Regions from separate parts of the Homo sapiens genome. Here regions 1 and 2 are each linked to region 3. Evidence: read pairs that join two places in POLR2A ChIA-PET (ENCODE). Cell type or tissue: PC-9. All regions are shown on one strand. Region 1 has its middle 8.1 kb from the start of SIRPB2. Region 2 overlaps ITPA (inosine triphosphatase). Region 3 overlaps PTPRA (protein tyrosine phosphatase receptor type A).

What was found. Peaks named below come from ENCODE experiments on the same cell type or tissue, not always from the same donor. Only the 100,000 strongest peaks of a DNase experiment are listed, where the experiment ranks them.
Region 1: POLR2A ChIA-PET joins it to region 3 with 6 read pairs; 2 of 35 experiments call an interaction of 5 or more read pairs at or near these places.
Region 2: POLR2A ChIA-PET joins it to region 3 with 28 read pairs; 3 of 35 experiments call an interaction of 5 or more read pairs at or near these places.

The regions. Positions count from the first base shown.
Region 1 is chr20:1,498,232-1,500,731 of GRCh38, reverse strand. No RefSeq gene overlaps it. Among named protein-coding and RNA genes, the nearest start is that of SIRPB2, 8.1 kb to the right of the region's middle. RefSeq lists a silencer at 1-142 and an enhancer at 1-152. In PC-9, no CTCF peak of the experiment used is centred here; DNase peaks (open chromatin) are centred at 539 and 971; H3K27ac peaks cover 1,179 bases.
Region 2 is chr20:3,217,495-3,219,994 of GRCh38, reverse strand. It overlaps ITPA (inosine triphosphatase), which reads right to left. Exons shown (of 8, transcript NM_033453.4): 6 at 1,363-1,478. Among named protein-coding and RNA genes, the nearest start is that of ITPA, 9.2 kb to the right of the region's middle. RefSeq lists a silencer at 1,124-1,393. In PC-9, CTCF peaks have their summits at 1,129 and 1,329 (motif pointing left); a DNase peak (open chromatin) is centred at 1,064.
Region 3 is chr20:2,921,789-2,924,288 of GRCh38, reverse strand. It overlaps PTPRA (protein tyrosine phosphatase receptor type A), which reads right to left. Exons shown (of 24, transcript NM_001385305.1): 2 at 1,004-1,082. Among named protein-coding and RNA genes, the nearest start is that of PTPRA, 50 kb to the right of the region's middle. RefSeq lists an enhancer at 1,060-1,560. In PC-9, no CTCF peak of the experiment used is centred here; a DNase peak (open chromatin) is centred at 1,068; H3K27ac peaks cover 819 bases.

The DNA.
Region 1 (2,500 bases), 1.4 Mb after region 3:
TTTTTCGGATAAGGAGGGTATGTAAGGAAGAGAGGCGAAAGGGGAAGGGGTGTCTGCAGTGAGCTAGAGAGCAAGTCTTCTTGCCAAATAAGGAAAGGAATGTGAGCTGGTACTGATAACACCTGGTACTGTGGCGTGTCTGGGCATGTGACAAAGACAGAAAGGAAGAAAAAAGAGAAAAGTGAAAAAGGGGTGGGGAGGTACTATGAATTAAAGAATAAAGGATTGATCAGGCTATTTGAAGAGAAACCTCATCATATCCCACATGGATATCAGCTCAACCACAGCAGGATAGGGCACCGTGAGGCCCCTTTTCAGGTCCTAGCTCCAGGATGATATTTCTTGACACACTCTGGGCCACAAGGGAACCCACTGCCTTGAAGGAAAGATCCCACTCCTGGAAGCATTCATCACCTGCTAACTAAAGAGACATTGTGCCCTGAATAACCAGCAGCAATACCCGGGTACTACGTTGAGGGACTTGGGTGAGACTTTCTGGTTCAGGTGAGACTCAGCACATGACTCACCACTCAGTCGTGGTGGCTATGAGGCAAGGCTCCTTCCACTTGAGAAAAACAGAGGGAAAAAATATGAAGGACTTTGTCTTGCACGTTAGGTACCAGCACAGCCACAGTGGGGTGGAGCATTAAGTGGTTTTTTGGGGTCCCCAGTTCCAGGACTTTGCTGGTGAATAGCATTTCTAGACCTATCCTGGGCCAGAGGGAAGCCCACTGCCCTGAAGGGTGAGTTCCGGGCCAGGCAGCATTCACCACAAGCTGACTGAAGAGCCCTTGGGCCTTAAAGGAACATTGGCGGTAGTCTGGCAATACTCCCTATAGGCTTGTGGTGGTGTTGGTCATGGGGTGAGACTCCTCTGCATTTGGAAAAGAGAAAAGAGTGGGAAGAACTGGATCTTGTAGTTTGAGTGCCAGCTCAGCCACAGTACGATAGAATGCCAGATAGATTTCTAAGGCTTTTTACTCTAGTTCTTGGCTCCCAGATGGCACCTCTGGACATGCCCAGAGCCTGAGGGGAACTTGCCATCCTGAAAGAAAGAACACAGGTCTGGCTGGCTTTGCCACCTTCTGATTATAGAGCCCCAAGGCATTGAGTGAACATAGGCCACAGCTAGGGAGTGGTTACAGCAGGCCTTGGGACTCAGTACTGTTCTGGCTTCAAGTCTGACCCAGCACAGTCCTAGCGGTGGTGGCCACAGGCTGCTGTTTCACTCCACTCCCAGCTCCGGGTGACCCAAAACAGATAGAGAGACACCATTCATTTGGGAGAAAATAAGGGAAGAGAACAAGAGTCTCTGCCTGGTAATCCAGAGAACTCTTTTGGATCTTGTCCAAAAGAAGTTATCAAGAAAGTATCTCTATTGGTCTGCAAGAACCAGAGTGTTACTGGGCTTGGAGTGCCTCTTAAAGCAGAAATAGATGCAATTACAACACCAAGTCTTTTTTAATATCTGGAAAGCCTTCCCAAGAAGGATGGATACAAACAAGCTCAGACTAAGAAGACTGCAATAAATACCTAACTCTTTAATGCCCAGACACCGAAGATGCATTTACAAGCATCAACACCATCCAAGAAAACATGACCTCACCAAATGAACTAAATAAGAAACCTGGGACCCATCCTGGAGAAAGGAGATATGTGACCTTTCAGACAGATAATTCAAAATAGCTGTTTTGGGGAAACTCAAAGAAATTCAAGACAACACAGAGAAGGAGTTCAGAATTATATCAATAAATTTAACAAAGAGACTGAAATAGTTAAAAAGAATCAAGCGGAAATCTGGAGGTGAAAAATGCCATTAGCATATTGAAGAATGCATCAGTGTCTTTTAATAGCAGAATTGATCAAGTAGAAGAAAGAATTAGTGAGCCTGAGGACAGATTATTTGAAAATACACAGTCAGAAGAGACAAAAAAAGAATGAAAAACAATATAGCATTCCTACATGCTCTAGAAAATAGCCTCCAAAAGGCAAATCTAAGAGTTATTGGCCTTAAAGAGGAGGTAGAGAAGGAGATGGGGTCGAAAGTTTTTTCAAAGGGATAATAAGAGAGAACACCCCAAACCTAGAGAAAGATATCAATATCCAAGTACAAGAAGGTTATAGAACACCAAGAAGATTTAACCCAAAGAAGAATACCTCAAGTCTTCTCTTAATAATCATTTAATAATCAAACTCCCAAAGACACTTAATAATCAAACTTTATCTAAAGGTAAAGAAAGGATCCTAAAAGCAGCAAGAGAAAAGAAAAAATGACATTCAATAGACCACCAATACATCTGGCAGCAGATTTTTCAGGGGAAATCTAACAGGCTAGGAGACAGTGGCATGACATATTTAAAGTGCTGAAGGAAAAAAAGCTTTTACTGTAGAATAGTACATCTGGTGAAAATATCCTTCAAATATGAAGGAGAAATAAAGACTTTCCCAGACAAGCAGAAGCTGAGGGAATTCATCAACACCACACCCATCCTACAAGAAA
Region 2 (2,500 bases), 300 kb before region 3:
TCATAGCTCACTGTCCCGTCAAACTCCGAGGCTCAGGTGATCCTCCCACCTCAGCCTCCCAAGTAGCTAGGACTACAGGTGTGCACCACCATGTCCGGCTATTTATTTATTTTTGAGACAGGGTCTGGCTATGTTACCCAGGCTGGTCTCAAACTCCTGGCCTCAAGCAATCCTCCTGCCTTTGCTTCACAAAGTGCTGGGATTACATGTGTGAGCCTCTGTGCTCAGCCTCTTTTTTTTTTTTTTTTGGAGACGGAGTCTCACTCTTGTTGCCCAGGCTGGAGTGCAGTGGCGAGATCTCAGCTCACTGCAACCTCCGCCTCCTGGGTTCAAGTGATTCTCCTGCCTCAGCCTCCCCAGTAGCTGGGATTACAGGTGCCTGCCACCATGCCCAGATATTTTTTGTATTTTTAGTTGAGACGGGGTTTTGCTGTGTTATCCAGGCTGTTCTTGAACTCCTGACCTCAGGTGATCCGCCCGCCTCAGCCTCCCAAAGTGCTGGGATTACAGATGTGAGCCATCACGCCCGGCCTCATTTTAAAATTTTTTGCAAAGATGGGGTCTTGTTATGGTGTCCAGGCTGATCTTGAACACCTGGGCTCAAGAAAGCCTCCCGCTGGGGCCTCGCAAAGTGCTAGGATTACAGGTGTAAATCACCAAACCTGGCCAAGAATTAACATTCTATGCTTGAACCCTGGAGGCGGAGGTTGCAGTGAGCCGAGACGACACCACTGCACTCCAGCCTGGGCAACACAGCAAGACTTTGTCTCAAAAAAAAAAAAAAAAAAAAAAAAAAAAGAATTAAGATTCTATTATACATAAACATGAAAAGCTGGAAAGGCTGAGAGATAGTCAAGCACCTTGGCAGTTGAATAAGGAAATCTGAGGTTAGAGAAGTCTGGGCTATAGATGTAGCTTTGATCCAAGTGTGGTTTCTCACTAACAAAAAATAAATAAATAAATAAAATAAACAGAAAAAAATAGCTTTGGGAATTGTCACCTTCAGTTTGCACTTCTGGGTCTATCAGGCCTCAGGAGCTGTTAGCCAACTGTTTCCCTGAAACAACAGCCTCAGGGGTCAAACAGGTTTCAGAATTGACAACACTTCCATTGTCCTGCCCAGGGGCACCCCTCAGCAAGGCGTAGGCAACTACTCTGGCCCCAGGGAACCCTTTCCACCACCCTCCTAGGATCCACAGCACTTCTACCTATGCTGCGCAGGGGAGCCTCTCAGCAAGGCACAGATATCTCTGGCCCCAAGGCGCCCCTCCCACCACCCTCCCGCAGACTCGGGGCGGTCGGCTCGGGTCGCGGCACCCCCTGGCGGCGCGCGGCGGGAACTGCATCAAGGTGGGTACGCACCGAGGTCCGGCCCCTGAACAGGCGCACGGGCTGGCTTGGGTCCCCGGTGCTGAGTGCAAACGTGCAGAGCGCATAGGCTGACTTGTCCTCGAACCCGGCCAGGAGCTGGTGGAGACCTGCGGGTGGGCAGTGAGGGCTCAGTGCATCCCTAATGGCCAACTCCCACCCCCACTCCCAAGACGCCCACTAAGGGTGGGGAGGGAGGAATTCCCTAAAAGGGGAAATTAGGTCTCAATTGGGGTAGCGGGGGCGGCAGAGCCCAAGGCAGTGGGACTAGGCTTGAAATGGAAGTCTCTGGGCATTCTCGCTTCCCTCTGGCACAGGCTGACGATACAAGGCTTTATTTAAAGTCAGAAAACTAGCCAATGCAGTGTGGACCTTGTTTGATTTCCTGATTCAAAACTAACCAACTGTAGGCCGGGCGTGGTGGCTCATGCCAGTAATCCCAGCACTTTGGGAGGCCGGGTCGGGCAGATTATGAGGTCAGGAGATCGAGACCATCCTGGCTAACACGGTGAAACCCCGTCTCTACTAAAAATACAAAAAAATTAGCCGGGCGTGGTGGCTGATGCCTGTAGCTCCAGCTGCTCGGGAGGCTGAGGCAGGAGAATGGTGTGAACAAGGGAGGCGGAGCTTGCAGTGAGCCGAGATCGGGCCACTGCACTCCAGCCTGGGCGACAGAGCGAGACTCCATCTCAGGAAAGAAAAAACAAAAACAAAAAAAAACCCACAAAAACTAACCAACTGTAATAGGCACTTTTTCTACAACCAAGGAAATCCAAAAAATGATTATGTAGTATTTTAAAATGATTATAGTTTACTTGTTTAACAGTTTTTAAATTTTTCACCTTTTAGAAATACAGTGGCTGCACTCGGTGGCTCATACCTGTAATCCCAACACTTTGGGAGGCCAAGGCGGGTGGGTTGCTTGAGCTCAGGAGTTTGATATCAGCCCCAGCAACATAGCAAGACCTCACCTCTACAAAAAACACAAAAATTAGCTAGGCATGGTGGCTTACACCTGTAGTCCCAGCTCCTCAGGAGGCTAAGGTGGGAGGATGGCTTGAGCCCTGATGGTGGGCAGTGAGCCGAGATTGAGCCACTGCACTCCAGCCTGGGCAACACAGGGAGACCCTTG
Region 3 (2,500 bases):
CTGGGATTACAGGCGTGAGCCACCACACTCAGCTCATTTTTGTAATTTTAGTAGAGATGGGGTTTCACCATGTTGACCAGGCTGGTCAACTGATCTGCCCGCCTTAGCCTCCCAAGTGCTTAGATTACAGGTGTAAGCCACCACACCTGACCATATATCACAATTTGTTTAACTATTCTCCTGTTTTTGGACACCTGATTGGGTTACAGTTTTTCTGGCTATAATACATAAAGCTGCAGTGAACATTTGTATGTGCACTTTTGTGTAGACATATATTTTTCATTTCTCAAAGGTGGATACCTAGAATTGAAATTCCTGGGTTATTAGATACGTGTATGTTTTGCAGATATTGCCAAAGAGTTTTCTAAAACTATAGAGTTGGTTTACATTCCCACTTAAAAAACTTGGAGATCATCTGTGATCTACTCAAGAAGCTTTAATTCAATGCTGGCAGGGCATTAACTTTGGTCTTTTTATTTTTATTTTTTTGAGAAGGAGTTTCATTCTTTGGTGCCCAGAATGGAATGCAGTGTGCGATCTCAGCTCACTGCAACCTCTGTCTCCTGGGTTCAAGGGATCCTCCTGCTTCAGCCTCCCGAGTAGCTGGGATTACAGGCACATGCCACCACATCTGGCTAATTTTTGTATTTTTGGTAGAGATGGGGTTTCACCATGTTGGCCAGGCTGGTCTTGAACTCCTGACCTCAAGTGATCTGCCCGCCTCGGCCTCCCAAAGTGCTGGGATTACAGGCGTGATCCACCATGCCCAGCCTGACTTTGGTCTTTTTTTTTAAAAAAAAAAAGCTCTTCAAGTGATTCTGATTCATAATCAGGTTAAGAAGTATCTTAAAGGATAATTACAATGTTTATAATAATAAAAAAATAAGCTACTCTTACAGCTTAGAAACGAAATGAAGCAGGAAAGCATGTGATGTTAGCTTTATTTAAGGACACTACTTGGCTGGCAAAAGCCTCCTCACAGTTCTGGTTTTATTTCTCTTACCTTAGTTATTTGAACTGCATCATCCATTACCACTCAGTGGAATTCCATAAATACCTTTGTTTTTTTTTAGTTGTGTCACCTGCAACAAAAGGAAAAATACCTTTAGAAATATACAACATCCCTGAGCAGATTGTTCTAGCTTAGGAATTCAAGCCCAGCCTAGGCAACATGCAAAATCCCATCTCCACAAAAAGTAGCCAGGCAGGGTGGCACATGCCTATAATCCCAGCTACTTAGCAGGCTGAGGTGGGAGGACTGCTTGAGCCCAGAAGGTGGAGTTTCCAGTGAGCTGAGATTGTGCCACTGCACTCCAGCCTGGGAACAGAATGAGACCCAGTCTCAAAAGAAAATAGCCAGGAGCGGTGGCTCATGCCTGTAATCCCAGCACTTTGGGAGGCCGAGGTGGGTGGATCACTTGAGGTCAGGAGTTTGAGACCAGCCTAGCCAACATGCTGAAATCCTGCATCTACTAAAAATACAAAAATTAGCTGGGCATGGTGGCACGCATCTCTAATCTCAGCTGTTCAGGAGGCTGAGGTAGAATTGCTTGAACCCGGGAGGCAGAGGCTGCAGTGAGCCCAGATCGCGCCACTGCACTCCAGCTCAGGCGACAAAGTCAGACTCCATCTCAAAAAGAAAAATAAGGCCAGGTGCGGTGGCTCATGCCTATAATCCCAGCACTTTGGGAGGCCGAGGCAGGCGGATCACCTGAGAAGTCAGGAGTTCGAGACCAGCCTGGCCAACATGGTGAAACCCCGTCTCTACCAAAAATACAAAAATTAGCCAGGCACGGTGGTGGGTGTCTGTAATCCCAGTTACTTGGGAGGCTGAGGCAGGAGAATTGCTTGAACCCAGGAGGGGGAGGTTGCAGTGAGCCGAGATCGTGACAGTGTACTCCAGCCTGGGCAACAGAGTGAGACTCCATCTCAATCAATCAATCAATCAATCAATAAAACAGCCCTATTTAAACATTATGGATTGTTTTGGAGAGTGGAGTATATCCTAACAAGATGTTTCACAGGGGTGTGCTTAAAATTCCAGGAGCCACAGAACAAAGCTCCATCTTAAATAGTTCAGATTTCTGAATAGCTCATAGGTCTTTCCAGTAAGGGTAGTATAGAACACTCCTCCCTGTCCCAAAACTTGGACTATGCCACCATAGGGTTGTTTATATACCATTAGGCCCTTCCCTAGGGAACATATGGCAGTGTCTAAAGATAGTTTTGACTGTCACAACTAATAGCAGGGAGGCTGGGCTACTGGCATCTAGGGGATAGAGGCCTAGGATGCTGCTAAGCATCTTACAAATCACAGGACAACCCCCTATAACAAAGTATCCAGTCCCAAATGTCAACAATGCCAAGGCTGAAAATCTCTACATTGATCAAAGATCTATCTCTAGTCAATGACTGTGCAAAGTGGTAGTACAAGAGCCTAGCCATTTCTACCTCTTGTGGTATTCCTCTATCAGGCAATCTGGGTGGGCAGAGACTTCGT